Linked DNA regions of Homo sapiens: region 1 is linked to region 2. Evidence: chromatin loops called from intact Hi-C (ENCODE). Cell type or tissue: MCF 10A. All regions are shown on one strand. Each heading gives the region's core, and the rest is flanking DNA. Links, peaks and the distances in the headings are about the cores only.

The links. Hi-C counts contacts between places; a loop is a spot of excess contacts. Peaks named below come from ENCODE experiments on the same cell type or tissue, not always from the same donor. Only the 100,000 strongest peaks of a DNase experiment are listed, where the experiment ranks them.
Region 1: it touches region 2 in a loop (2.4-fold over the local background); 3 of 110 quality-filtered maps call a loop at or near these places.

Annotation. Positions count from the first base shown.
Region 1 is chr6:107,241,240-107,257,229 of GRCh38, forward strand. It overlaps PDSS2 (decaprenyl diphosphate synthase subunit 2), which reads right to left. Exons shown (of 8, transcript NM_020381.4): 4 at 4,309-4,380. Among named protein-coding and RNA genes, the nearest start is that of BEND3, 130 kb to the left of the region's middle. In MCF 10A, for the core only: no CTCF peak of the experiment used is centred there; a DNase peak (open chromatin) is centred at 6,172.
Region 2 is chr6:107,309,734-107,325,723 of GRCh38, forward strand. All of the region lies in intron 2 of PDSS2 (decaprenyl diphosphate synthase subunit 2), which reads right to left. Among named protein-coding and RNA genes, the nearest start is that of PDSS2, 140 kb to the right of the region's middle. In MCF 10A, for the core only: a CTCF peak has its summit at 8,617 (motif pointing right); a DNase peak (open chromatin) is centred at 8,598.

The DNA.
Region 1 (15,990 bases), core at 2,632-10,631, 71 kb before region 2:
CTCGGTAAAAAAAAAAAAAAAAAAAAGTATTAGTAATATAAGTCATGTACATTTTCACAGCTTTAAGGAGAATTAGGTAATTGCTCTACAAACCTCTTCTTCTTCTTTTTTTTTTTTTTTTTTTTTGAGACGGAGCCTCGCTCTGTCCCCAGGCTGGAGTGCAGTGGCGAGATATCGGCTCACTGCAAGCTCTGCCTCCCGGGTTCACACCATTCTTCTGCCTCAGCCTCCCGAGTAGCTGGGACTACAGGCGCCCACCACCACGCCCAGCTAATTTTTTGTATTTTTAGTAGAGACAGGGTTTCACCGTGTTAGCCAGGACGGCCTCGATCTCCTGACCTCGTGATCTGCCCGCCTCAACCTCCCGAAGTGCTGGGATTACAGGCGTAAGCCACCGCACCCGGCTGCTCTACAAACTTCTTTTGGAGAAGGTGACTTCTAATGTATCCAGTTCCAATTCCCTTGCATTTTTTGCTATGCATCTACCTTAGTCACATATATGCTATTTAACAGAAAGCTATTTTCCTACTACCCAGGATCTTCACCACTGCATTAAGCTGCCATATAGAAAACAGACTGCTATTGTATCCTCTTACCCCTAGAAAGATGAAATGGTTTGCAGCTTCTTTTAAATCACAAAAAAATTCTTTTGTGTACTAAATTGGCCCAAGGCTACGGAGGTTGTGCAACAGAGATCCACAGAGGAGCCTCTCTTCCCACATGACCTCCACTTGTGGCTGCTTCCCAGTCCTGCCAGAACATGAAAACCTTGAAAGCACTCCATGTGGGGGCAGTGCTCTCTCTGGCATCTGAAGTACTTCTTGCGCTGTTAGAAAAAACAAATTCTGAAGAGCCATTGCAATGGTAAGCACACTCAGGAAAAAAAGCCAGAATTTTTCTGGTTAGGAAGGGAAATGTGGTTAACCTAAATTGGACCTGAGGCACAAATGGAGGCATCAAGAAGCACTCCCACTACTACAGTTCAACTATGCATTTTTGTTTCCATTCTTTTTGAAAAAATTATTATTATTATTATTATTTTGAGACGGAGTCTTGCTCTGTCGCCCAGGCTGGAGTGCAGTGGCGCGATCTTGGCTCACTGCAAGCTCCGCCTCCTGGGTTCACGCCATTCTCCTGCCTCAGCCTCCTGAGTAGCTGGGACCACAGGCGCCCGCCACTGTGCCCGCCTAATTTTTTTATATTTTTAGTAGAGATGAGATGGTCTCGATCTCCCGACCTCGTGATCCGCCTGCCTTGGCCTCCCAAAGTGCTAGGATTACAGGCGTGAGCCACCACGCCTGGCCAAAAATTATTATTTTTTAAGAGACAAGGTCTTGCTGTCACCCAGGCTGGAGTACAGTGGTGTGATCACAGCTTATTGTAACGTCAAACTCCTGGGTTCCAGTGATCCTCCTGCCTCGCCTCAGCATCCTGAGCAGGCATGGGCTACCATGCCCAGTTATTTTATTTTTTGTAAAGATGGGGTCTTCCCATGTTGTCCAGGCTGGTCTTGAACTCCTGGCCCCAAGAGATCCTCCTACCTCGGCCTCCTAAAGTGCTGGGATTATAGGCTTGAGCCACCACACCATTCTGTTTCCATTATTAAAAAAGAATGGCCCTTTAAATGGTTTGGCTATTTTCAGAAATTTAACTGCTTAAAAAAGGGCTATGAGGAGGTGGCAGGGAAAGAGGACAGATGAATGAAGCAGTGCTATAAAGTCTCTTTAATAAAATGTAGCTAATGAAGGTTAGCATTCCTCTGAATCTCTGTATTTAAATAAAGTCAGCAATTGGTGCTTGCTAAGTGGTGGTTCAAGTACAATCAACAGCCCTTCAAAGACTTTGTTGCTTCTTCTTTTCTCTTTTTCAGGAAGAAACACATTAAAAATATTAGAAAAAGCATGGGACTGAGAGTCAAGAAAAACCTGGGTTCATTATGAACTGTGAAACATGTTAATATATTAACAAATAATTTTCAGACACTATGCTTTCCTGCCATTTGTTATGTTTGAATTTCAGGCTTTTCCTCTATAAATGGGAATACCAACAAATGTCACCCTTTTCATAGGTGATTGTGTACAAAGAAAGTATAAGCAAACTGTAAAGGGCTATCTAAGTATTAACTGTCGTAGCTGTCAGGTTTCCCTGACATAAAAAATACTTAAAACATGGTCACACAATTATTAATGAACTGAGCTTATTATAGTGGACAAATGGTAAGAGTAGATAAATTAAGAACCTTAAAACCAACAATAATGCTTTCATGTAAAAATTAACATATTTAATTGTGAAATATAGATATCTTATATGGAACTAAGTTGAACACTCTGGAAATATCCCAAGGGAAAACAGTGTCTCAACAGCCAGAACTGGTCACTATAATTATCATAGAGTGGGATCTCAGGTATGGCAGACAGATGCTATCAAATCAGGTTTCACTAAAGTACAGAAGATATGGGAGCGGGTACGGGGAAGTGCTGGGTAGAGAAAGGCAGGTCCTGGCTGGGGCTCCACTCCTACAGACCTAGGTGAGGACAGGCACTCCTGCTTTTGTGCCTAACTGTTGCATTTTCCAAGACCACTGTGGTCTGCCATGCCCCCATCCTGGGCTGGGCATGGTGGCTCACACCTGTAATCCCAGCACTTTGGGAGGCTGAGGTGGGCAGATCACCTGAGGTCAGGAGGTCAAGACCAGCCTGACCAACATGGAGAAACCCTGTCTCTACTAAAAATACAAAATTAGCCAGGTGTGGTGGTGCATGCCTGTAATCCCAGCTACTTGGGAGGCCGAGGCAGGATAATCGCTTGAACCCAGGAGGCTGAGGTTGTGGTGAGCCGAGATCGTGCCATTGCACTCCAGCCTGGGCAACAAGAGCGAAACTCCATCTCAAAAAAACAAACAAAACAAAACAAAAAAAGAGTCTGGGCTCTTGACTTCAAATCCCTGAGAGCTAACAAGTTGTGTGACCTTGGGAAAATTACTTAACCTTTTCTCAACCCCAGTGTTCACATCTGTAAAATGGGGATAGCAGTAGTACCTATCTCTCAGGATTTCTGTGAGGATTAAATGAAGAAACACAGGCAAATCACTTACTACAGGGTTATTTGCTTAGCTGTTGTCATCTTCATCATACTATCTATACAACGTAACTTTTTACAAGTGGAACTAGACCAGTAGTCACCCATTTTACAATCAGATATTAACCTCCATCCATAGTAGTGAACTTGCATGTCTTTGAAAGGTCCACTGTGGTCATCCATCCTGTGAGGTCTCTGCATACCAATATGCTGCTTAGGTGAGGCCAGATGTGCCTACTAGGAACTGTGGTTACTTGAACCAAACGTTGGCAGATGTCCAAAGTGCAATTCTTCATATTCTAACCAGTCTCTGAACCACCCAGAGTCCCTGGGTTATACTTTTAAATTTTAAATTTCTTATCCAAGTTACTCATGCCCTATGTTTCACTTCTAATAAAATTTATCTTCCTTTTTTCAAATGAAAATGTCAAAAAGCTTAAGATGTGCATATGTGCATACCTTTTCTAATTTGAAGTGAGTGAAATCTTGCTAATACAGAAGCTAAAGAAGTTAGAATAATGAAACACTAAGATAGGAGCCCCTTATAATAGTATCTACCATGTTAAATGATGGTGATGGTCAATGAAGCAATTACTTCACATCTAACATCCTACCGAAATGAAATAACTGCATTTTAAGGAAATGAAACCTAACCTTTCTTGAGATGTCCTGCTAAATGAGTCAAAAAAATCTTAATTCTAGACCTATAAAATTAATCAAAATAATCCAACTGTGCAATCATCCCACTTCTTATAATAAAGAATCTAATAATGCAGTAAATTATGCATCTTGTATATAAAAGATACCCCCATCCCACCTCCCCAACAGTCATCTTCTTAGGCTCAAGGTCCACTCCTCTGTGACACGGAAGGACCCTTCCTCTGGGGAAAGGATGGGCTCAGCTGCCTCAGCACGAGCTGCTCCTCCAGCCTGCCTGCCTGTGACACTGCTACCTGCTAGCCAGAAGCATCCCAGTGTCTACTGAGCTGCTGCAGATTGAACAGACTGTGAATCCAGCCAGAGGATAAGAGGTTGTTTTAATTGGCTAAATCTGCTATGTAGTAAGCGTATGGCCATGAATTTGTAGCCAAAACACTAATCAAAAAAAAAAAAAAAAAAAAAAAAAAAGCCATGTACAATTTAAACACAAAACAAGAATGACATTTTCGTTATTCTAGTTGTACCACGACGGTTTATAACATAACATTTTATGACTCTGAAATCCTTTACCTTTGAAGTAGAATTTTCATGATATACTCCTTGTACCAAGTCCATAAGAGCACTTGCTAAAAGTTCCACAACCTAAAAAGCAAGAAGAAAAATAAAAATAAAAAAATTTAAATATATCTCTATTGTTACCTCAGAATGTTTCAGAAGGCTCAGTGGCAAGGCAGAATTTTTCTGTGCTTGACAGAAAAAATGGGACTATGCACCAAGATCTCAGCAAATGGCATTGCCCACCTGGATATTAAAGCTGTGATCCAAATTTTTTCAGTCATAATTCAAGCCAAAAAAAATCTTATAAGCATAGCATTTAACTAATATACATGAAAATCGAGTAATAGCCATTTTGAACATAAACTTACATTTCAGATAACTAATGAAATCTTAACTCAATTTATTTTCTGCATGTTTATTTCTGTCAGGTGGATACTTTTTCAGTACTCCCATTCTGGGAGCAATTACAATGTTAATTTTCATACTTATTACAGAAAAAAAAGCAAAAGCAAAAGAATGGATAATCTTTCAAATATGTTCATTCTGTTACACTTAAAATGCACTGTGGATATATTTACTGTGGGGTCCCTGGGTCAAATGTACCATAAACACTGAAAATTTTTACAGAACTGTAATACTGAAATCATATTCATCAAACCTGTATTATTTTTCAAGGCTGAGACTTTTTTTTTTTGTTAAATCAAGTGAGATCAAAAGCTTTGAACTTGTTCCAGGATGTAAAACAAGCAGAAAACAGTAAATGGTCTCTTTGGAACTACTGTACAATTTAGAGTAGTTTGCATAAAGCATCTTAATTTGAGAGGATAAAATAGTGGTATTTATGATAATGTTCAATGTAGCCATTTCAAATAAGAATTCCTCAAGGCAACCCCATCCGCTTCTTACAAGTCTTAATATCTTGTATATTTAACTTCCTATGTTATGCAGTCCTGTATCAGATTTCCACTCTTTGCTTCCGAAAATTCAGCTCCATTCTGATTGAATTAAAGGATTTTGTTTCAGCTTTTATCATTCTTGTAATTGAAGACATTATTAAGCCAAAGAATACAGACCCAAACAACAAGATACTTCAATCTCAGGTACCCTGGGTTTAATAAACATTTTCTTAGAGGCAAATGACATTAATTTGTAGAAAGATTTGCTTTAACATTTTAACACATGAGCACTTATCTCCAAATTTATATATTTACGTTTATACTACATAACATACACAGAACTGCTGATATGAAATTTTTGCTGATTAAAGGCATATTTTTTTCCTAGCTCTTTAAGGATGGTTTAATTTGTAAGACATATACAAAGTCTTTTTTATTTTTTTTAAATCACATTGTCCTTCAGGTAACCAAATACTTAAGAAATATTGTAGCAATATGAGCTGCAGAGGAACTGGAAGGACAATGATCCTACAGTGTTACCACATGAGTTGAGTTATTTAAGTGGGGAAGAGAGAAAAATGAATGGATTTTTTTCCCCCTGAAGGTATCAGATAAGCCCTATTCCTAAATCCAGGAGGACTGAGTATCGCCAATAGGTCTATGAAAGACTGTAACTAAACGCACAGCATCAGATTGGATTACAGTTTACACAAGCAACATCCCAAGATCCCCCTGATGGCTGGACACATAATACAGATCAATCACTCACTAAGAAATGTTATGGTTTTGAAACAGTTTGAGCTCTGAGACCAGCATTGGTAACGTGAAGAGGGATTTACAAAGAGAAAGTCTGACGCTAAATGTCAAAATGATGGCATGAACTTTTAACAGTGGATCTGGCTCTGGATAACCAGAGTGTTCCTTTACTTCCCTGAAATTCCAGACCAGGCAGAAGCAACAAGAACATTTTGTTCTCTGACTCTTTTTCTCATTGCGTAAACCTGTCCTTACAAGTTCATAATTTATAAATGACCTGTACTTACAAATGGCTATACTTACTTGAACAGAACACACCTCCACCTCCATAGCCAATGACAACCCATTAAGGAAAAAGCTTTAGATTTCTTTGAGTTAACAAGTCGAGGAAGGAAAGAGATTATAAAAAGCAAGAGTAGCCTAAGAAGTTGAAACTGTTCCAGATAAGGGTGACTTACCCAGTGCACATATCAATCTCTTTACATTGCCTGAAATGTTTATTTTTAAAATTATACCAAAGAAAGATGTGTTTGGTCGGGTGCAGTGGCTCACGCCTGTAATACCAGCAGTTTGGGAGGCAGAGGTGGGTGGATCACCTGAGGTCAGGAGTTCGAGACCAGCCTGGCCAACATGGTGAAACCCTGTCTCTACTAAAAAAAAAAAAAAAAAAAAAAGACAAAAATTAGCTGGGCATGGTGGGGCATGCCTGTAATCCCAATTACTCCGGAGGCTGAGGCAGGAGAATTGCTTGAACCCAGGAGGTGGAGTTTGCAGTGAGCCAAGATCGCAGCGCCACTGCACTCCAGTTTGGGCGACAAGAGCGAAACTCCATCTCAAAAAAAAAAAGAAAGATGTGTTTAAGTATCACCCTTCCTTAAAACTGCAAATATTTCTAGAGAGACCACAAGGCTAGCAGCCACTCACAATTTAGTAAGCTCATTTAATAATCTGACTTTTTTTTGCATATTACCCCAGACATTCACCTGTTTAGATACTGCTATACTTACATTTAAGAAAACACTTGGTTAATAACATATTCCCCCCTCAGATTCTTGAGGAGTGACATGTTCAGGCAACTCAAAGTGCTGGCAGGAATAATGGCAGCCAAAGGAGAATCCAGAGGCCTAAAAGCCAGACCTCTTGGGGCTGAGAGCTGAAGTCCTGTTGCTATAGATAAGTGCAACCTTGAGAAAGATTCCAGGACTTTTGTTTCTCAGGCCCATGGGGCAAGCAAACACTTTCTACTAGGGGAAGAAAAAAAAAAAAAAGAAGGTTCAAAGAGCCTCAATGTGAGTTACCCTTGGAAGCTCAACAGATTAGGGAACTGTTAAAAAAAAAAAAAAAAAAAAAGCAGAATACTAGCAGCCACAGAATCTAGATTCTATTCCAAGGTCTACTAATAATTTGATTGTGAGATTTGGGCAAATCAATTTTTCTGAGCTTTGATTTTCTTCAACTCAATGCAATGAATTGCAATAAAGGGAATTGGAAAAGATGATTCCTTAAGGCCTCTTCCAGCCCTATAATTCTAAGCTTTTACAAATGCAAGTCTTATTATTTATAATTAGGCATGTAAACTTGAAAACTCCTTTTCTGCAAATTTTGATGGAACATCTTTGCTCATGTAATTCATTTTTATCTGTTGTCTTCACATGAACCTTTCCCTCTATCTGAATTCTACTGGCTAATTTCTTTGTGAAACTTTTTGTACCAAATCCCCTTTGGTTTCAATACCTAGAATTATAATAAAACACTTTCCATTTTTCAAAACCATTATGACTGGTAGAGCACCCCATCAACTGGCAAAGTCCTACTTGAGTCAATTAAAGGCAACACTGCTGAGCTCTGATTCTTGAAGGGCTCTAATGCTTGGAAATGATTTATATATACTGGATTCTGAATGACATCAGGCTTAACTGCCAAGTTGCATCAAACAAATAATGGTACTAAGTTGGCCATATCGTGAGTATCTCTAAACAGTAAATACGTAGAGCATTTAGAAGAGAATCTGGAACATAAGTTTCAGTGAGTGTTAACTTATTCTTCTTCCATACTGCCCTATTACCGTGCTATATTCAGTACAAGCCTTGCGTAGATGAACAGCAGAGTATGGAAACCAAGATTATGGTATTTTTAAAATTGTGTGCCTAAATATTTTGGAAGAAAGTGAGTTTTAGTTCAACAACAAAACCCAACCCAGAACACATGCAAAGACCATTTTAACCAAAATCAGGGACCTCTGAAACACTGACTTGCTGCATCCTGAAATATTGTTTTAGATTATACAACAGTCAGCATCAATGTTAAATAGTTTAGCCATCTGGAGAGCAATTAAACAGGACATAACTTTCTGCATTTCTGGTGACTGCGAGAATAGCAGCATTGCTTACCTACACATGCAAATAAAAAAAAAATGCTCTTCTCTTCAGTTTGGGTCATATGTTGAAATACGACTCTACAGCAAAGCCATACACTATCCTTCAATTTCCAGTGAACCTGAAGTGGCAACCACTCCTAATGTAAGTGTCATGAGCTGGCTTCTCCTGCCACCTCCCTTGTTTTGGCTGCTGGGGAGAATGCTGCAGCATAGGACAGTAAATGGACAGTGCATGTCTAGTTGCTATTCTCAAGCAAATTGTTGATCACTCCCATTTCAATAACCACCGTCTCACCCAAGTTAGGAAGAGATAGTATCCAGGTGTATCTGAACCTTAACAAAATTATAGATCTGACATAATTAACCTTTGTGATGAATTTCTTAAATGGTTAATTTACAGGACAAATTTCAGCAATCTCAGGGGAATATATAATTGCTTCATTCTTTATCTTTTGGCAAGGGTAACTACAATTCAATGATTTTTTACACTGAAAAACCAAGATGATGAATACCCTCACAAAGGATATTGTGATGACTATGCCCTGAGCTATAATAAATTCTCATCATAAAAAACAGAAATTGAGAGGAGTAGGGGATGGTAAGACAAAAATACTGACCCCCCCCCGCAAAAAAATCCTCGCATTGCTATCCAAAGATGTCTGTAACATATTCTTAAGGAAAAAAAGCTATTTACAAAATAGAAGTAGTATGAAAGGTATTTTAAAAACAAAAATGAGGTCAATCTATGTGTTTATATACACAAGAGAAAAAGTCTGAAAGGAGAGACAACAAAATAATAATAATGTACAAATGATAGATTCTGGATGATTTTTAATTTAAAAAATTGTTTTCTTCAATCTTTCTGCTTAAATTTATAATTGCTAAGTTTATAACAGCTTACATATATAATGCATTACACTATTTCCCTCTTTTTATTGTATTGCTTTTATAATTAAATAAAACAATAAACCTATTTCCTTGGGGAGGGTGTTGGGGGGGGAAGCATACCTTGTTTATAGTCTCAGAGAGACCTCAAGTTAAGCTATGTTCACAAATTGATTTATGGAATATATCACTCAATAGTTTTTGGACTAGAAAAAATAGGATCAGTAAGTGGCAGTAAGCATTCTGGATAGACAAGTTGTGCCTTTCTCAATAAATGGGATTCAGGAGTACTGTCAGTTAGCACTTGACAGGCTGAATAGACTCAACAGAGTCGTAGATGTTTGACTAGTACAGCAGACCACTCTAATTTGAGCAAAGGAGTGCCTATCCTAAATTAAAATACAAGTAAATTTTTTTTTTTTTGGAGACGGAGTCTCGCTCTGTTACCCAGGCTGAAGTGCAGTGGCACAATCTCAGCTCACTGCAACTTCCATCTCCCGGGTTCAAGTGATTCTCCTGCCTCAGTCTCCCGAGCAGCTGGGACTACAGGTGCCCGCCACCACACCCAGCTAATTTTTGTATTTTTAGTAGAGACAGGATTTCACCATGTTGGCCAGACTGGTCTCGGACCCCTGACCTTGTGATCTGCCTGCCTCGGCCTCCCAAAGTGCTGGGATTACAGGCGTGAGCCACCGCACCCGGCCACAAGGAAATCTTTAGAAAAAATGTAAACTATAAGGTAACATGGCTCAATTAAAGCTCAAGTCAGCATAATATGATTGATGTAATAAGGTAGTATGGTTGCATTTTAATTCACTTGAAAAAGGTTGCTTTATAACTTAATTTGCTTGGTATATAAAAACTGTGAAGGCCATTACAGATTTGTAATCTTCTTGCAAAAATTTGTCCTCAGGTGATTTTAATGATGGATTTACTACAGTGTGGAATGAAAAACATGTCCATCACTCTATTTGGAGGTGAATAACACGGCACCCCTCAGCCTTTACTGCTTTGAGCTGCTAGCAAAGAAAACAGTCATGTGTGTTCATGTGTGTGCATGTACATCTGCAGTGCTGATGGCATTAACTATGCACAACTTTACTGCGCTCTTTCCTCCACCCCCAGGAACAAACAGCAATGCATGAAGTAGTAGCAAAGGTAAAACACTCTTGGGGAAGAATGAATTTTCATATACATCTTGGGAGGAACAAAAGATGGATTTAGTCTCTTTTGAAAGAGCTTTGGAATTTGAAGGGATATTGTCAAAATTTCTTTTTGAGCCACAAAAACTCTTATCAGTGAAAATATCTTACAGAAAAATACTGAGAGGGTGCTGAATAGGCCGATAAAGGTAACCAGAGCAGGTGGTGTCACTCTTTACTTCATAAAAATGAAGCACAAACTATTTGTGAGACGCATATAAAGATGGAAAGATTTATATTGCCAAGATAAGGTATAGAGGGACTAAAGAGTGGCACCCTCCCATAGAGACCAATAATAATGTCTAACATTTGTAAAGCACTTTATCATTTACAATTGGATTTAAGCAAACCATCTAATTCCAGGTAGATTCAGTCCCCAGTGCTCAGCCAGAGCTTCCAGGCTGGCAGCCTCAGTGGAGAAACGACTTCTGAAGAACACAGGGCACAGCAGCAGTGGCCAAATGAGGGGTGAATCTACTCACCCACCACCTGGGCACGAACTACCCAGATGAGCCCTACTCTGCATGCTGATTAAAATAAATGAGGGCTTTGATAAAGCCATCGCTAAAGTCTCTGAAAGGATGGCTCTCTCCACTTCTTCCTATCAAACTAGGACTGGGTTTAATGTAGACAATGATGAAAGGGCTGTTGCAATAAGCACACCAACTCATAGGAGTTCTGGAGGAAGCTTCTAACTCAGTTTTTTGAAGGGAGCCTTTTCAGTACTGCCAAATGTGTAAGGCTTTGCTTATTTGTGGGAGGGATGGCAATCTGTTCTAGTGAGCTGGAAGTTCTTTCTGGCTAAGGGGGTAGCGAAGAGAGAGAAATGGCACTACCAACAGGACAGGTGCAGCAAAAACTAAGCAAATTGATAATCTTAATTTTTAATTTAGAACAGCTGATACATTGGTTCATAAACTAACTACTGGTAACATTTGTCAAAAAGGTTTCAGGAAAATTCAGTGAACTAAACAAAAGTATAAAATTGCAACTGAGGCTAGATGCAGTGGCTTACGCCTGTAATCTCAGCACTTTGAGAGGCCGAGGTGGGAGGATCACTTGAGCCCAGGAGTTCGAGACCAGCCTGGGCAATATAGTGAGATACCCATCTCAACAAAAAATGAATGAAAGTTCTATTTTTAAAATCGCAACTGATACAACTTGAAAGAAATAGGCCACAAATTCAGGAAGATGGCTTAAATATGAAGTTTAATTTTATATTGGCTGGTGGATTCATTTCATGAACAGTTTGATATCCTACTATGTGCCTGGTACTGTACTAATGAAACTAGTCTCGTTAGGCCACAGTTATACATGAGACACTACCAAAAAGATCTAAATCAAAATTCCTTTATTCAATTAATACATATAAAAATGTTTGTGGTTTATTTTATTATTTTTTGAGATAGAGTCTCGCTCTGTCACCCAGGCTGGAGTGCGGTGGCTTGATCTTGGCACATTGCAACCTCCACCTCCCGGGTTTCAGCAATTCTCCTGCCTCAGCCTCCTGAGTAGCTGGGATTACAGGCGTGCGCCACCACGCCTGGCTAATTTTTGTATTTTTTTTAGTAGAGACGGGGTTTCACCACACTGGCCAGGCTGGTCTCGAACTCCTGATCTCATGATCCGCCCGCCTCGGCCTCCCAAGTGCTGGGATTACAGGCGTGAGCCACTGCACCCGGCCATGTTTGTGGTTTAAGTATCACTAAGGGACCATGTCTAAACAAGTCTAATAAATAACTTTTACATTTACTTTTTTTGCAGTGTTTTTAAATTATAGTTGTTCTTTTTAAAGGATACATTGTCTAGATAAATAACTTCATAAAGATAAAGGCCATTTATTGGTTTTTGATCACTCAGAAGGTTAATACGTAAGTTGCAAGACCTTGGGCCAACCATGTCACTTCTTTGCCCCTCAGTTTGCTTATCTAGATAAGAGGTTTCTGTGTTTTATCAACAATAAGTCCTATGATTAGAAATATTTAAATGTGCAGCTATATACATTTTTAATTCACAATTGTGAGATACAGTAAAAAATAGTTTTTTTAGCTACAATAAAAGAGTAATAAAAAAACTGATTTTACTTTTGAATAAAGGTGCATGGTCTTGGACTACTGAAGCAATGCCAAATAGTCATTTATTGATCACTGACTCATTTATTTGTTTAAACAACAATTAGGTTCCTGAAAAAGTAGCAGACAATTTAAAGCGCTTAAGATGAAAATTTTCAGTGAGGTGTGGTAGCTCGTGCCTGTAATCCCAACACTTTGTGAGGCCAAGGTGGGAGGATCACTTGAGGCCAGAAGTTTTGAGACTAGCCTGGGCAAAACACTGAGATCCCATCTCTATGAAGCAATTTTCTTTTCTTTTTCTTTCTTTCTTTCTTTTTTTTTTTTTTTTGAGACAGAGTCTCACTCTGTCTCCCAGACTGGAATGCAGTGGGACGATCTCGGCTCACTGCAACCTCTGCCTCCCGGGTTCAAGTGATTCTCCTGCCTCAGCCTCCTGAGTAGCTGGGATTACAGGCGTCCACCACCATACCTGGCTAATTTTTGTATTTTTAGTAGAGATGGGGTTTCACCATGTTGGTCAGGCTGGTCTTGAACACCTGACCTCGTGATCTGCCCACCTTGGCTTCCCAAAGTGGTGGGATTACAGACGTGAGCCACTGCGCCTGGCCGAAAAATAATTTTTTTTAAAGATAAAAATTTTCATAAGAAATAAAGAAAAAGGAGACGTTTTCCAGCAGATTTTTTAAAAAGTTGGTTGTGTCAAGTATTTTGCATTACTATAAAAACTATAATAAATAGTTGCTGAGAATTGAATACTTGGTCATGAAACAAACAAGCAACGTAAAACTGATTATCATATAGCAGTTAGTTGCTTTATTTTCCACCTTCCCCCAGTATGGGAATTGCTGAATATGAAGTCTGTTGTACTCAGGATATACCATTCTCAGTATGTTCTTTACCTAGCGACACTGCCGCATGTTGTTCTGACAGAATTCTGAGAGAATTATCCTTGCCATTTTAGTGTTGGGCCCATTTTTATTCAATGTGGCTGATGAGCTCCATTTTGCTTTCACTGCTTCTTCATCTGGAGACCCTCTCAGTGATGTAAACTGAAAGACTGTTGTTGGCTAGCACACTGCCTTCTATTAGTGGCTTTCAATACACATTGTGACACAGTATAAATACATGTGCATATATAAAACTACATTTTTTTTTTTTTAGATGGAGTCTCGCTGTGTCACCCAGGCTGGAGTGTAGTGGTGTGATCTCGGCTCACTCCAACTGCCACCTCCCAGGTTCAAGCGATTCTCCTGCCTCAGCCTCCCGAGTAGCTGGGATTACAGGTGCCCATTACCATGCCCAGCTAACTTTTGACTTTTGTATTTTTACTAGAGACGGGGTTTCACCATGTTGGCCAGGCTGGTCTCGAACTCCTGACTTTGTATTCCCAAAGTGCTGGGAATACAGCCGTGAGCTACCACGCCTGGCCAAAATTAAATTAAAAGTTTCATTATGTAATTTTCTATTGCATTCTATTTTTTTTTTTTTTTTGAGATGGAGTCTCTGTTGCCCAGGCTGAAGTGCAGTGGTGTGATCTTGGCTCACCCCAACCTCGACCTCCCGGGTTCAAACAATTCTCCTGCCTCAGCCTCCCAAGTAGCTGGGATTACAGGCGTCTGCTACCACGCCTGGCTAATTTTGCATTTTTAGTAGAGATGGGGTTTTGCCATGTTGTCCAGGCTGGTCTCAAACTCCTAGCCTCAGGTGATCCACTGGCCTCAGCCTCCCAAAGTGCTGGGATTACAGGCGTGAGCTACCACGCCAGGTCCTATGGCTTGAACCCGGGAATCGCTTGAACCCAGGAGGCGGAGGTTGCGGTGAGCCGAGATCGTGCCATTGCACTCCAGCTTGGGCAACAAGAGTGAAACTCCATCTCAAAAAAAAAAAAAAACAAACAAAAAGTATTGATAGTGATTCACTAAATTGATTTCACCACTCCCCAATGAAAAGGATGTGATCTGTGGTTTGAAACATTATTCAATATCATGCTGAAAAATGTTATGTATAGTTCATACCTTGTTAGTCCTTGTAATTACACACAAGGTCTTCCAAATTTTTGATGCAGTTTAAACATTGTTACTCTAAAATATATTTTTAGAGGTATTTATTTCTTTATCACTTTTTACCAAAAACATGTAAATGAAGTGAAGGTAAACAGAGAGGCAAGATAAAACAGAATCATTCTTGGGTACTATGGAGTATATTCTATTAGGGTGCATTTCAATCTTGTAGGCTTGTATCAATAATGCTGATGCTTAGCTTCATTTTTTTTGTTTTTGTTTTCTGAGACAGAGTCTCACTCTGTCGCCCAGGCTGGAGTGCAGTGGTGCCATCTTGGCTCACTGTAACCTCCCCGTCCCAGGTTCAAGCAATTCTCCTGTTTCAGCCTCCCGAGTAGCTGGGGCTACAGGTGCATGCCACCATGCCCGGCTAATTTTCGTATTTTTAGTAGAGACAGGTTTTCACCGTGTTGCCCAGGCTGGTCTCGAACTCCTGACCTCAGGTGATCCACCCACCTCGGCCTCCCAAAGTGCTGGGATTACAGGTGTGAGCCACGGTGCCCTGCCTGATGCTTAGCTTGGATCCTGTTAGATTCCTGAAAACAAATTGGCTTAGATAACATTTGGCCAAAGAGCTAAAAATTTCAGTAATTTCCTAGGAGTCACAGATACATCTTGCAAATTCCAGTGCTGCCATGTCTTTTGGGTAACACAGTTCACTTTCCAGCTCAAGCAGTTCCTCTTCAAATTGGGCCACACTAAAAGGCAGGTGTTTGTAATTCAGAGACATCCCAAGGTTTGTACTCTAAAGGCAGGCACAGAAATAAAATCATGATTCGTGTGCCTTAAAATCCATGCAATTTGACTAAAGCTGTAATTGTATTTCTTCCAAATAACTCTGAAGCTCTTCAAAATCCACAAATCAATGGAATTCTAAAAATAACTGATGCTACTAGTACTGTGTTCTAAAAAATTAAGTAATCTTTTTTTTCCTTCCTTCAAATTATCAGGTAGAAATTTGGGGGCCGGGCACAGTGACTCATGCCTGTAATTCCAGCACTTGGGAGGCTGAGGTAGGAGAAGCCTCTGAGCCCAAGAGTTTGAGACCAGCCTGGGCAACATAGGGAGATCCTGTCCCAGAAATAAATAAATTAATTAATTAACAATAATAGAAGAGGCCAGGCGTGGTGGCTCACACCTGTAATCAGCACTTTGGGAGACCGAGGCAGGTGAATCACTTGAGGACAGGAGTTGGAGACCAGCCTGGTTAACATGGCAAAACCCCATCTCTATTAAAAATACAAAAATTAGCTGGGTGTGGTGGTGGGCGACTGTAGTCCCAGCTACTCAGGAGGCTGAGGCAGGAGAATCTCTAGAACCTTGGAAGTGGAGGTTGGAGTGAGCCAAGATCATGCCACTACACTCCAGCCTGGGTGACAGAGCGAGACTCTGTCTCACAAATAAAATAAAATGAAATAAAATAAATCTGGGATTGGCCACATTGTA
Region 2 (15,990 bases), core at 5,306-13,305:
TATTCTAATTATATTATTAATGGCATATCTTAAGCTGTTACATGGCACTACCCATAGTTGGATATTTATCATGTTAAATTATGAATTACAAACATTTCTTCATATAATATTTTACTTAAGTCCTAAAGCAAGAAAATCTAGAATAACGTACTATATTTGTCTGCTTGGATTGCCATAACAAAATACCACAGGCTGGGTGGCTTAAACAGACATTTATTTTCTCACAGATCTGGAGGCTAGAAGTCCAAGATAAAAGTGTCAGCAAATTCAGGCTGGGTGTGGTGGTTCACACCTGTAATCCCAGCACTTCAGGAGGCTGAGGCAAGTGGATCATGAGGTCAGGAGATCGAGACCATCCTGGCTAACACGGTGAAACCCCATCTCTACTGAAAATACAAAAAATTAGCTGGGTGTGGTGGCAGGCGCCTGTAGTCTCAGCTACTCGGGAGGCTGAGGCAGGAGAATCACTTGAACCTGGGAGGCGGAGCTTACAGTGAGCAGAGATCACGCTACTGCACTCCAGCATGGGCGACAGAGCAAGACTCCATCCCAAAAAAAAAAAAAAAAAAAAAGAGAAAGAAATGCAATTGTCTTAAGACTCCCTCTCCCTGAGAATCTAAAAAAACAACCAGGAAAGATTCACTGCCAAAAAAGAGAAAAGACTAAAAGTAATCACCATGCCCAGAGAGACTTTTCATCTATTCTTCTGAGGGCAGCTCTGAGAGATTACCTAGGACGCTTTATCTGCATATTAAGACAACCTTAGTTCACTGTGAATTTCTGCCCCTCACTTTCCCATAACTGGTTTGTCCTTCCATCCCATTCAGCGTCCAAAGAGAATCATTTACAAACCACTGTCTTGTCTTTGAGCCCATTCATTCCCCTAAAAATCATTTACTACCGCTTTAAAATTGCCTACAGACCTCCAACTACCTTCCTTTCTATGAAGAGAGTATTTAAGTCTCAACCATCTGGCCCTGAGTCTCATATCTGCAGGACTGTCAGGTCCATGTGCTCATTAATACATTTGTGTGCTAAATTTTCCCTGTTAATCTGTCTATTGTCAGTTTATCTATGCAGGCTTGAACCTTCAGAGGGGAAGGAGAAACTCTCTTAGCTCCTACACATTAAACTCAGTCCATTATAAAATACATTTAAAATTCAAGTATATTTAGCAAAAATAAACTTTTTTTTTTTTTTTTGAAATGAAGTCTCATTCTGTTGCCCAGGTTGGAGTACAGTGTTGTGATCTCAGTTCACTGCAACCTCCGCCTCCTGGGTTCAAGTGATTCTCCTGCCTCAGCCTCCTGAGTAGCTGAGACAACAGGTGCACACCACCACGCCCAGCTAATTTTTGTATTTTTAGTAGAGATAGGGTTTCATCATGTTGGCCAGGATGGTCTTGATCTCCTGACTTTGTGATCCACCTGCCTTGGGCTCCCAAAATGCCACCACAACCAGCTTTTTTTTTTTTTTTTTTGAGACAGGGTCTTGCTCTGTCACTCAGGGTGGAGTGCAGTGGTGCAATCATGGCTCACTGCAGCCTTGATCTCCCAGGCTTAAGTAATCCTTAAGTAATTCTCCCACCTCAGCCTCCCGAGTAGCTGGGACTACAAGTATGTGCCATCACTCCTGGTTAATTTTTTATTTTTTTGTACAGATGGGGGTTTCATTATGTTGCCCAGGCTAGTCTTGAACTCCTGGGCTCAAGTGCTCCTCCTGATTCAGCCTCCTAAAGTGCTGCAATTATAGGCATGAGCCATGACACCCAGCCTTCAATCAGCACATTTTAATATTTTGTTTTTTTCTCCTCTAAAGGACAATTTTGATAGGATGTGGGGTAAAAGATGAAGATACAGTGTAGTCCTTGAAGAGTCTATAATCTGATTATGAGAAAAATAAAAGCAGATAATATCAATAAAGTATGGTAAATGTAGTTATTGAGAATATGAATTTGCAGTAAGAAAGACCTGGTTGAAATCTTAGATCTGCTACTTTATGGCTCTGTAGATCTTGGCTAAATGATTTAACATTTCTAAGCTTGACTGTCCTTACCATATAAAGAGGCTGTGACTATTGACCTTTTAGGATTGTTTTGAGACATAAATGAGATAACATGTGTAAAGTGTTTTCAGCACAATGCCTTAACACATAGTCTGTGCTCAGTACACAGTAATTATTACTACTATCACCACTAATGTTTGTACACACTTATGCAGAGTGTGCTAAGGGAGCCCAGAAAAGAGTACTTAGGTTGGCCTGGGGATTAGGGAATGTTTCCTGGAGAAAAGGAGAGCAGAACTGTATCTTAAGTGAGGTAAGAGTCAGATGAAGAAAGGTAGGAACAATATCCCATGCAGAGGAAATAGCACAGTGCATGCAGCGTATTGCCAGTATTTGGCATTTGCTGGCAGGTCTAGTGCAAGAATAGTTATTCCTCACTTTCTCCCTTCCTTGGTATCCTACAGCACTATTGCATCTCCCTTCACTCCCTTCACTGGTTTGCCATCCATCCTCCCCAGAAATACCCTTGCTACCCCTGATGGCTATGTTGGATTTGTCCTTTAAGGACAATTCAATCCTTTGTAGGTGGACCAGGCCTCTCTAGAACCCTACCAGAACCTATTCTTTCCCTCTGTCTTATGAACATGAGGAGAGATGACCTGCAGAGGTAGTATAGCTAAGCTAAGAGTATGGGCTCTGGAGTTAAACTTCCTGAGTTCAAACCCTGGCCCCACTACTATGTCACTTTGAGCAAATTACTTCACCTCTGTGTGCTTCAGTTTTCCCCATCTGTTAAATGGGGATGGTAACAGCACTTATCTCTTATTATGAGGTTGTTGTGATGATTCAGTGAGCTGACACATGTAAGAAAACTGAAACAGGGCCTGGCTGTTAATAGCTATTAGCTAGCATTACCTAACAAGATTAAAAATCTATGCTTCATGGACAGGACATACTTGAGAAAATAAAGAATGCCTCAGATTAGAAATGTGGCCACCTGTGGAGGGTAGAAGGAAGAAGGGAGGATAAAAGAGGAAAGAGAGGAAAACTAATATTTACTGATTACCTACTAGGGGCCAAAAGTATTGCATTAAGTGCTTCATATATGTTTTTCACCTGATCCTTACAACAGCTGTGGTAAATAGATGGTATTGTCCCCAATTTTATACATGAGTATCCTGGTCCTCAGAGAGTTTACAAAATTTGCCTAGACAAATAGGATCAGAATTGAAAGCTATGGGTAGGCGAGTAGCAGAGTCATGCTCTTCCAACTGCTACTTCTCTTCACCTCCCCGGGGCTCCATTCTCTTAGTTTGAAAACTATATCAGACTTCACATTGCTAAGAAGAAATCTAGGAGCTGCCTAATTTTTTAAATGATTCTCTAGGCCTACTCCAGGAAATATAAACATGTGCTTACATTCTAATTTTATATCCTATGCTGAGAATTTAATAAAAATAATGAATTGTAGCATATAAACTAAGAGTATACTTCCTTGTTCAGAAGTTCAGAATATATTACAATTACACATTGACAATAAAAATATTTTTTAGAACTCCAATTCTATGTTTTCAGAAATTATAAATTGACTAGGCTTAAATTTGTTTTGTTTTACTTTATTTATTTATTTATTGAGACAGAGTCTTGCTCTGTTGTCCAGGCTGGAGTGCAGTGGCATGATCTCGGCTCACTGCAACCTCTGCCTCCTAGATTCAAGCAATTCTCCTGCCTCAGCCTCCTGAGTAGCTGGGACTACAGGCATGAGCCACCACACCCAGCTAACTTTTGTATTTTTAGTAGAGATGGGATTTCACCGTGTCGGCCAGGCTGGTCTCGAACTCCTGACCTCAAGTGATCCACCTGCCTCAGCCTCCCAAAGTGCCAGAGATTACAGGCATGAGCCACCACGCCCGGCCCTACATTTGTTTTATAATATGAAGCAGGGCCCAATTTAATCTTTAATTTACATTTCTTCCAGCCTAAATATTATGTAACATATTTTGTGGGCTTTTAATATCTTTAAAATGGTTCATATTTCCTAGTAATTTGAGTAGGGTATCCTCTTTTGTTTCGTATGAAATAACATAATATTCTTATAACAAAATGAAAATAAAGTTAAAGAAAACCATGAGGTCAGGTGTGGTGGCTCATGTTTGCAATTCTAGCACTTTGGGAGGCTGAGGCTGAAGGATTCCTGGAGGACAGGCGTTCAAGACCAGCCTGGGCAACATAGCAAGATCCTGTTCTGCGCATGAAGGTAGCACTTGTAGTCCCAGCTACTAGGGAGGCTGGGGTAGGAGGATCTAAGAGTCCAAGGTTGCAGTGAACTATGATTGCTCCACTGTTCTCTAGCCTGGGTGACAGAGAGAGATCCTGTCTCTAAAAACAAAAGAAAATAAAATAATACTATAGTATTATGGATGTTATATATGTAGAACGAGCTTTTTCATATTGTCAATTCTTTGCCAATGGAGATGATTCACACACACACACACACATCTTGTCACATGTTGGCCCTTATACTGATAAAACAGCACCAATCCTTCAGGGAAGCTCCAAATACTCTATGACAAGAAGCTGGGGGTGGTGGCAGTAAGGAAGCAGATAATCTTCTATAGAGACATTTTATATACATATATACTTATTTAACCTAAAAATATATTTTTTTCTTTAATTACAGTTTCCCATATAACCATCAGTGGGCTCCAGCGATGCAAGCCATATTTATTAGAGGCAGCATGTCAAATAGGAGTTGACAATTACAGTCTCTATCAATACATATTATGCCAGACGGTAATGAGCCATCCACAAAGGGCTAGCTATCCAAAATAATCATGCTGCTTTCCAGAGAAATGTCAAAGAGGTTATGGTTTATTACACAGTGCTCATTAGATATACAGTGGCAGCATTAGCAATTTTTCCTTCATTTGCGTCTCATTTAAGGATCTGCCCCCACAAGCACAGTCAAATTAGTACGCAAGGTTAAAACCATTATGCCCTGAAAAAATTAAGTTGCATTTTATTTTACAGTAACGGTGGATCAAAGGTCCTTGGAATCTATTATTTACAGAACCATTATCTAACACAGCATATTAACAAAAGGGAAAAGAAAAGCAATGCCCTGCCAGCATGGCTTGGACAGGAACAAAGGCAGACTGTTTGAAATAAGCAAATACCATGTTACTTAATTAAGTAGCCCTATAAAAACTATTTTTAAAATAACACTAAGGTTGTGACATCAACTGACAAAAGTCACAAAATTAAAGTTAATGAAGTACCAACCTGTACTTTAAAATGTCTTGTTTACATTAACTTATTTTTAAACATTTTAATACTGTCATTATATATAATTTTTAAATAAATTTACCAATTACTCTAAATACTTATTTTCTTAAAAGGATAACCCATTTTTAAATTTTTATAGCAAACCCACATTTATCAATATTTAATAAAATAGAATTTGCAGATATAACTATTATAACCAGAAAGATGTGATCAAGAAGGCAGATCTTGGAATAAGTTACAAAGATTTAAATAAATATTGCAAAATAATAGATACTTAATGGATTTTGCCAAATCAGCAGATAACTGGTTAACAGCATCTGAATTACTGGCAGGATAAACATTTGTAGCAAAGAGATCTTTTGAAGAGATTTCTAAAGTCCTGATTGGACTGTTAATAAAATATCAAAATTCATTACAGTTAGAAGGATAATATTCTGAATGTACTTTCCCCACATTTTATTAACAGACCTCAGTTGTAGTGATTATTCAAGGATCCTTTCCTTTCATTTAATGAACACTTATTGAGTGCTGTCATGTCAGACCCTGTGATAAGAGTCTGAGAATTCATTAAAAAGAAAAAAGAAAGAAAGAAAGAAAGCATATCTCTGTACTTGAGAAGCTCATGGCCAGGTCAGTGAAGCATTTGGACAGGAAACCAAATGATTTGAATCTTGGGCAATAATTGCTGTCCCAGAAGAAAATACAGCTTGCCAAGGGAGCCCAGATGAAGAGGACCTAATTGAAATCTTGATGAAGTAAGGTAAGGATTACCCAGGGAAGTAACAGCTAAAGTGAGAATTCTACCCAGTGAGAACTGTAGGGGAGAAATACACTGGGAAGGTGGGCGAACAAGTGAGAGGAGGCTGGGGCGGGATCATTTACCTCAGATTATCACAATATACAGTTTTAGAAATCCTTTAAAAATGCTCTTCCTAATTAGAAGAAAACATCTTGAAGTTGGATTGATGGACTTAATGAAATAAAGTCAGCAAGAAAGTTCTAGAACAGTTTGGATCATGTTAAAAAAATAAAAAGTATGTTATAGAAAAAATTCCTTTGTCAGGTCCACATATGGTCAAATTTCAGAGTGGATGAATGTATTATCCATTTAATGTTAACTGTAAGTCTGATTTAATAACTTGTCATGACCAAATTTTGAATTTCTGTTGGTTATTCTTCTTAATCTTTACCCCCACATGAATGAGGTAAGCATCCTTGTATCTTTCCCCTTAAACTGACAAAAGGATGAGCTATATATACATCACTTTAATTTTTCTGGTATCTTATATGTCTAGTATGTGTGTCTACTCTCAAAACATCTGTAAAATATAATAAACTTTTAGACAGCAGAGGACGGATTGGTTTAATTCTTTTGCTATGGTATCCAGTATAGCTCAGGTGTAATCAGATACTTACAAAAGGTTGCTTTTTTTTTTAAATGTAAATGCCATTATATTCTAGTACAGCTATTATATATGGCTATGGTCTACAATATGGCAGATTCCTGAATGGATTGTTAGGTGGTTTTGAGGCATTTAGAGTAGCATCATGACAGCATGATAGTAATACTCATTTTCCTCTTTTAGTATAACAGATTTCTTTTTTTCGTGAATATTGGGCCTTTTTAAACAGGCCCTATATATCTACTCTGATTTAGCTTTTTAAGTGACTGCCGTTCTCCCTTCCTCAACAGTGTTTTAATTCAGCAGTATTTAACCTACCAACATTTTTCATTTAATGAACAAAAAATGTATAGACTCCAAAGCTTTTTTAAAAAACAAAACATATACTACATCTATAGCTTTGCACATATTGTGCACATAAAACTTTGTATAAATGGTTGCAGTATTATTCCTGGCTTTGAATTTTGCTTTTCTTCTACCAGAAAAAGCTTCTGGTAACCAGACGTCACAAAAGGTACAGATAATCATAAGATGTCAATCATAATACAAAAACAAGTTATATTGTTGAACTGCAGAAAAAGTAAAAGCAACTAGGCCCCATGCTGGTCACTACTGCTCTACGTTCATTTCAATACTACATGTAATTATGAATCTCAAGGAACAAACCAAGAACGAGCCTGCTGAGAGTGGAGACAGAGGAGTATGGCCAACCTCTCCTCCACGGCACCTCGCAGCAGTGTCAGAGCAGCCATTTTGTCAGTGCGTCTCTTTCTTTCCACTGCTCTAAGATCTTCAGTTTATTCATTTGCTCTCACCTCTGCCCTATTCCAGAGGGTTTAAATGGTTTAGGTATTATTAGATGATGTTCAGTAATAACAGAAAAAAAGCACAACCAGATGTGGAGGAAACATGAGACAAAGGTGTGACAAGAGATGAAGTGTGATAAACTGAGAGGGCACAAAATGGGAGGGGGCCAGGGAGAGCCCCAGAGTGATGAGGGAATAGTATGAACTACAGACTTTAATGTAGCTCCCAGAAATAAAGGCTTCTTCTGTATGTGATGAGCCTATTTTATCTCAAAATGTAAAGCTGTCTGAATTTTAGGTTTGATGACCATGTGTTCTGCAAAGACAGCATATAGATTACAACCGTGCCTGACCTCCCAGTTTTAGGAACAAAGTGGAATTCTGTCACTGGACACCATCAGGGCTTTGGGTTACATCTCCAACTCCTTATTCTATGGATAAAAATAAAAGCTCCCAATATAATATTCATAATTTATAACAATAACATGCAGATCACCTTTTACCGTTTGAAAATGGCACCAAATTAGTAATGGTCACCATTTCTACAGCAAAAAATAATGTGAGCACTTTACTGCTTGATGGTACTGTTAGATTAGTGGTCCCCAGTTTGGGGTACGCAGATCTTTAAGGGTTATTTACAGTAGGTAACAAGTTCTTCACAGAGGTGAGTAATTTTCCCTTTCCAAAATGTCGAAGGAAAGCAATGTATTCCCCCTCCCCCCAGATAAAGTAACATCTGTTAACAAAATTTTTAATTTTCTTTAATTTTGTACTCATTAATAAGATGCGACAGTGGTTATCTTGTGGTCATCAGAAGCTCAGATTGGCAGTTACAAGTGTATCTAATAAAATGGAAAATCATATAATGATGATTTTATATATAAAGTGCCTGGTAAAGACGCTTTTTTAAACAGGGGTGGGAGAATAACAAAAGGAATCCTGAGCGGTAAACAGGTGGGGAGGTTATCATAATGAAGTATATACTGGCTAATTTCCCTCCACTTCTCCTTGACCGCCCCGCTTCTTTCACCAAGGCAGTCTAAGAGGAAGTAGCTATCTACTTCAACAACAGCTCTAACAGGAGACCAGAAGAGGTCAGCGGAGAGCAGTGCTAGGCACCCATCCTCCCACCCAGAGGGCTGAGCTCCAGAAGATCCCAGGTCTCTGTTTACTCAAAAAAGAAGCAACTATGAAAACAGAACAAATTGTTTTATTCAATTTTTTACTTTGACACAATCAGAGATGACCTATAAGTCTGTTGTAATGGTTAGCTTAAAAAAAAAAGATCTGAAGTAGAAAATGAAAAAATTTTCCTTATATACCAAAAAGTTCCCTGAAGAAGACAATAAAAATGATAATGCCTTGATAGTGACATAATCTTATTTTCTCTGAGATAGCTAGCAATCCATTATTTCTTAAAAACATGAGTTGCAGGTGCACAAAAATTCCCATTTAAATATACTCAGTTCATCGGCCGGGCACGGTGGCTCACGCCTGTAATTCTCAGCACTTTGGGAGGCCAAGGTGGGTGGATTGCCTGAGCTCAGGAGTTCAAAACCAGCCTAGGCAACATGGTGAAACCCCATCTCTACTAAAAACACAAAAAATTAGCTGGGCCTGGTGGCAGGCGCCTGTAATCCCAGCTACTTGGGAGGCTGAGGCAGGAGAATCACTTGAACCCAGGAGACAGAGGTTGCAGTGAGCCGAGATTGTGCCATTGCACTCCAGCCTGGGTGACAGAGTGAGACTATGTTAAAAAAGAAAATATATATATATACACACACACACACACACATACACACACACACACACTACACACACACTCAGTATCTGATTATTTGTGCTATGGAAAAAAGAATGTGCAATTACTAAGAACTGGTCAAGTACTACAGAGTCCCTGGTTTCTAAATTAATTCTAAAATCGGAAAGTGGAAAAATTAAACATGTTTTTTGAATGTTTTAAATATTTAAATATAAATGTTTCTTCTCTTATACCTTCAGGGAGTGTAAACCAAATAGAAAGTTTCCCCTACTCCCCACATTTAAAGCTGAAGAATTAGAAGGAAAACACACTATATAAACTTTTAAACACCAGCTGTAGTGTTTTTACTTGCCTTCCTCAGAACTTCCTTCATTGAAGGTACAGTACCTAAAAACCAGCTTTTGCTACGTTCCCACGCAAATAGAGGTCATGATCTGGGGTGTTCTGATTGACTATAAACTTGTAGTAGTATACCAGGCACAGAAAGAATGGCAACCACAAAAGACAACGTGGTACCTGACGTTAGGGGCCTTATGAATTTAATAAGGGCATTGATAAAATTAGAAAATGCTAAGGAAAGACCTAAAATGGATGAATATATTCAACAGATAACAGAGAGGTCCAAGTTACCTTGCCTACCCCTCTAATTGTTTTTGAGGAAGATCAACTTTCAGCCAAAGCGCTGCAGACAATATAAAACAAAGTTTGCATAAAGTACCTTTGAAAATAACAAGCTGCCTATAAACCGTTGCAGACGTGTCAGTAACAAAGGTTTTGCAAAGTTAAAGCCCTAAATTGAATTAAACCCTAATAATTTTGTATTATTACATTTTCATTCCCTGACAATTCTGATTTTTCAGCTTACTGTTTTTGTTAAATTTAAATTGGTCTGGTCTATCTATAGAGAGAGATAAAAAAGCAAATCCCTATTTTTTAAAGTTCTGAGTTGAATGGTATAAAATTAAATACAGAAATGCATTTTAAGTGCAAAGTATCCTTCCACTGTTGCCAGAAAACAAGTAACAAAGAGGAGTTAAGTAATTTAACAGCCATATTTTCTCACTCGCCTTCATTGGGAACACAGTCGTTTGCATGGCATAATAAGCTGTAAATTATAAACATTTTTACATAGCCTGCTGCAAAGAAAAGTCTGCCAGCTTTCTACTATATTGGATAGTGTTCAAGTGATTAACTATAGCTTTGGAAAAAAGGGGTGGAAACTTGTTTTGCGTCGCAGTTTGTTGGTTCTCACGTACAGCCTCAAAAAAATCCATTACATCATTATTTGCAACAAATATGTAAGTAATTATAATAGAGTAATAGAAGCTCCATATTATTACAGGATACAAATTACTCATGGACAAGAGAAAATCTTGTAGGTGCATAATCATTCAAGTATTTCCTTGAAATGTTGTCTCTAATGAGTATGAATGTAATGGTTTCCAAAAATAACAAAATTTGCAGCACTGACATTTCAGGACTAATGACAAATGAAATACACTTTACTCTTTGTCTATAGGGAAAGCCCATTAGACAGAATATCTGCTTAGGGCACAAGTCTATTTTAAAAAAAGGTTCTTGTGTCAAAGAAAATATATAAATATCTGTGTTTCACAACATATAAAGAATAAATGTGTGAAAGGAAACATGCAGTAATAGAGATAATGGCCTGCAAACATAAACGTTTTTATTTTTAAATTATATAGAGCCCCACCAAAATCCACATTCAACCCCCTAAGAAAATTTTGTCTCAATAAATCAACAATAATACATGGAGCACTTGAGTGCCCACCATAGTGCTGGGGCTTTGGAGGTCAAAGAAAAAGTTTATAACCTGATGTCTGTCCACTATACTGAGGATGTCAAGATGACTAAGAAAGTATATGTAAGGCACCCTACTTCATAGGTTGTCTACAGTAATGGAAAGAGCATGAATTCTATGGTCAAATGGGATTTGAAACTCAACTCTGTGATTTTCTTACACTATAAACTTGAGCACGTTATTAAATTTCTTTAAGCCTGTTTACCAAGAAAAGCAATTTCTTAACCAATGTTAAATGTTAAATAAATGCACTAATATATATAAAGAATATGGAACAGTAGCAGACTTATAGAAAACTCTATATGTGTTAGCTATAGTAATAATTATATTTCTATATTTATTATAGTTAGCTTTGCACACAGCAGGTGTTCAATAAATGTTTGTTGAATGAATGAATGAATGAGCAAAGGAACAAATCTAGCAGAGGGACAAGATAAATATGCAGATTACTATAAAATAGACGAGAAGTGCCTCAAAGGTACAAAATGTAATAGAGGCCTCAGTGGAGGGAGAGGTGATAGGTTGGAAGATGATTAAGACACAAACCCTGACTTCTAGAAGGTACTGTTTAGTAAGAAAACATACATAAATCAGTATTTACAAAACAGTCATTACAAACAATGTGTTAAGTGTTTTAAGATTTCACAGAACCTTTCTTCTATGTTCTAGCTCTAAATACACCACGGCTTTTCCCGGAGTGTCCAAATCCTATATGTTCATGAGCAGATATGCCTAACTTCTACAAGCCACAAACTGAGGAGCTGAGAGGTGGGACCAGTGCTCAGTGCTCCCCTTATTTCCTCATTTTGGTGAAAACCACTGTTCCTTTGAAACCAGCTCTACTTCTGCCATCACTCCTCTTCTCTGTGCCTCTACATTTATTGAAGTCTCAGTTCTGTTGTTCTGGTTGACTTCAATCATGTGAATTGCCCACCCTACAGTTTTTCAATATACTCAATTCAACCACCTCCACTGTATTCTGTGAAACCCACTTTAAGGCACAACTGAACATAACCAATCAGAACTGTTCCACTTTTGAAATCTCCACTTGGATATCCAACTTTCCATCTAAAACCTACTGTCTTTTCTGCTCTTTCATTGCATTACCACTTCCACCCCTGCAAACTGATTCATCATGATCTCCAGTCCCTTGATCACTACTTTCTCTCTAGTTTTGGGCTCCCTCAACCTCACTTCCTACCTGATGGGGCCTAAACAATCATATTAGATCAACCTACACTCTTGCACATACCCTTTTCTTGATGACAAAGAAAAACATTAATCATGCTTTTATCTTCCTCACATCCACTCTAGGGCTGTTAGGAATTGCCTGTTGCTGTGTTAAGGAATTTGTATCTAATCCTGTAGGGAATGCAATTGAAGAGTTAAGGATGTTTTACTCCACTTAAAAACTTGAGGCCAGGCCAGGTGTGGTGGCTCATGTATGTAATCCCAGCACTTTGGGAGGCCAAGGCAGGTGGATCACTTGAGGCCAGGAGTTTGAGCCCAGCCTGACCAACAGTGAAATCCCGTTTCCACTAAAAATACAAAAAAATAGCCGGGCATGAAGGCGCACACCTGTAATCCCAGTTACTTGAGAGGCTGAGGCATGAGAATCACTTGAGCCTGGGAGGTGGAGGTTGCAGTGAGCTGTGATCGGGCCACTGTACTCCAGCCTGGGTGACAGAGTGAGACTATCTCAAAAGAAAAAGCAAACAAACAAAACAACAACAACAAAAAAACTTGAGGCCGGGTGTGGTGGCTCATGCCTGTAATCCCAGCACTTTGGAGAGCCAGGTGGGTGGCTCACTTGAGCCCAGGAGTCTGAGACAGGCCTGGGCACCATGGCAAAAACACCTCTCTACAAAAAATACAAAAACATTAGCCAGGCATGGTACATGCACCTGTAGTCTCAGCTACTCATTTGAGCCCGGGACATTGAGGCTGCAGTGAGCCATTATCGTTCCACTGCACTCCAGCCTGGGCAACAGAGGGAGACCCTGTCTCAAAAAACAAAAAACAAAAACCTTGAGAAGAGGAGGGAATGAGGGAAATCTTAACAACAGAAAAGGGAGACTTAAGATTCCAGTAACTATAGAGAGGGAGGATGCCAGGATTAGAGATAACCAATCAGAGAATCTGCCCTCTTTGCCTCTATTATCAACACCACCCACTTTCAGGAGTGAGAAGGAAAGTCCAAGAGCACAGTGAGGAAGACATTTCTTAGGCACTAAGCCACCTACAGATGTCAGCTCTCACCTATCATCTTATGTGAGGGGTGTTAAAGACTACCTACCTTTAGTTAAACAAAGGGTTTATCAGTGGACATGGGTGGATTGTGAACCCAATGGTGACTGTGGAAATAGCTCTAGTAGTTAAGTTCCAGCAAAAGAGTTTTAGAAAGGAAATTACATCAATAGCAAGTGTCAGGAAGACTCTAGATGCATACATTGTTTCCTTACCTACTCATTTGAGGTCAAAGACTATTTCTTATTCATAAGAAATATTCAGTGTCTTTCAGTGTCCAGTGCTGTGCCTTGCAGAGACAGGAGGTGGTCAGGGTGACTTATTCTGGACCACAGGATAGTTGAACCTATCTAGATGTGTACCCTGTTAGTTAAGCTCCTGGTTTGAAGCCCATCATTGCCCCTGCTGTACAGATGAGTAATTTCAAAGAGTGATTAAGTAACTTACTTAAGGTCAAATAGCTAATCAATTGCAGAATTGAGACAAGAACCCAGATCTCTGGCCCTTCATCTATGCCTTTATTATGACACACTGTTTACCACTGAGATGCCTTCCGTATGAGTTCAAAGGATCACCATTAAGTCATGAAGCTACTAAGCTGACTCTGCCAATAAAATTAATATTTTAAGTGATTTGCACAACTTCTATCACATGATGAATGCCCAAAATTAAGCACTGTTTAAAATGTAGAATTAGTCACTGGACAGTGCCTTTAACTTTGGCTACTTACCAGTCAACATACAGCCCTTCTTTAAGGAAAGGATTTTAAAATTTTTTACTATTAACAAAAACAATTTATGCAGCTTGTGTTTTGCTGTGATAGATTAGGCAGGCTAATCTATATCATGTTATTTACATGCAATAAACTAACTCAGCTGAGTAGATTAGTAGGTAAGCCCACCTACTTTTTGTGGTTAATTATACTGTTTTGTAAGAAGCTGATCCTATTTTGTGTTTTTCCAAAAGCTCTGGTGAAGTAATGACTTCTGACGTACAGTATGTTAAACATAAAGAGCCTTCCCTTTTCTTTCTCAACATATAATTGCTGCATTTGTGCATGCTGTGCAAGTTGAACATAACAATAAAAACTTAATGAAGAAAATAAGTACTGGTTGTAATGAATTAGTAATATTACTAGATTTGTATCTGGAGTTTACATTTACTGTTGTAAGTAGAATACAATCAATAGGAATATGTAATCAAATTGCACATGCTTTCATCTCTTGAGATTTATCTGAAAAGGAGCTGAGATATCTTTAGGAAATTATTTCCAAAAGCCTACACTAAATTCAATTATTCTGCATAATCATTTAAAATCACTGTCAATAAGCGCTCCTCATTTTTAAGGTTCTTGTAGTACAAAAAGATACGTTTCTTAAATAGGCTTTTATTGCTTTACAAGTATGAAATATAACTTTTTCATTTTTAAATTTAGTTATACAAAATAACATGAATAGGTTATTAAAAAACTGAAATACTACAAATAAAGTCACCTTTAGACCATTCCCTTATATCTGTTTCCAAACCTCTCCAACCCCTTCTTTCTTCAACCACTGTTATTAGCAGGTGAGTAAGGTTCCTTCCAGACTCTTTGTTTGCATTCACATGTTATCTTAAAAACAAAACAAAACCATAACTGATTTTTAAAATGCTACATATTTGAATATTACCTATTTCATGTTTATATAATTGACCCTAAATAAATAACATGATCAACATGTTCTGCCTTAAGCCTCATTTCTTAAGATGTTTTTTGATTTGATCAGTCCCCAAGGGAAATACAGTTTGTTAATTTTGTTTGGCATTTTGAAGTGCTAGACGAATTCTAATGTGTGGAATGAAGGTGAGGATGGATAGATAGTCACAGCCTATTGTTACTATAATTAGAAGTCGTCAGATGCTAATTAGTACCACATTAAAATGATAAATTATGAACTACAATATTTGCAGCTGAGACCAAGTGCAATTCCCTAAATGTAAAGGTTTATAGAAAAAAAAACGGCCTCTTTCACAGCTTTTTATATTCTCCCTTCTCTCCTTAAGATTATTTCACACAGGCCTCCAAATATTCTATCACTTCCTCTAACACCACACTAAGCGTAACCAATTTTCACTTAGAGGAGAAAGTAATGTTAAGATCTGTAATTTGATTTTAAGATGTTTCTAGATTTAACTTATAGTTATGTTTATGATGATTTTTGTGATAAGTTCTTGAAGCCCAACAATTACCTCAGTATGTACAGGTGTTTCTTGACTTACAATGGGGTTATGTCCTGATAAATCCATTTAAAAGTCAGAAAATTTTAAGTTGCATCATGGTAAGCCAGGGACTACCTGCATATCATTAATTTAACCTTAATCAATTGAATACACCGAGTAGAGTGAAGAATTAGCACAAATGCGAAGAAATTGATGGTGTCCATTTGAACAGATGGCAAATTTTAAAAAGCTAATCTAAAGATAGCATTTTACTTCATTCCTGCTTTTTTTAACAAAAATAATTTTTTTTATACTTTATTATTTTTATTTGTAGTTTATGCATTTTCACAGGATATTTGATCTGGTCAAAGAGGCCAAAGGATAAAAGTTCAGGTCAGCCCAGGGACTCCAAAGCCCTCATTCTAATTACAGGATAGGGTTTCTAAGCTAACTACCTGTTCA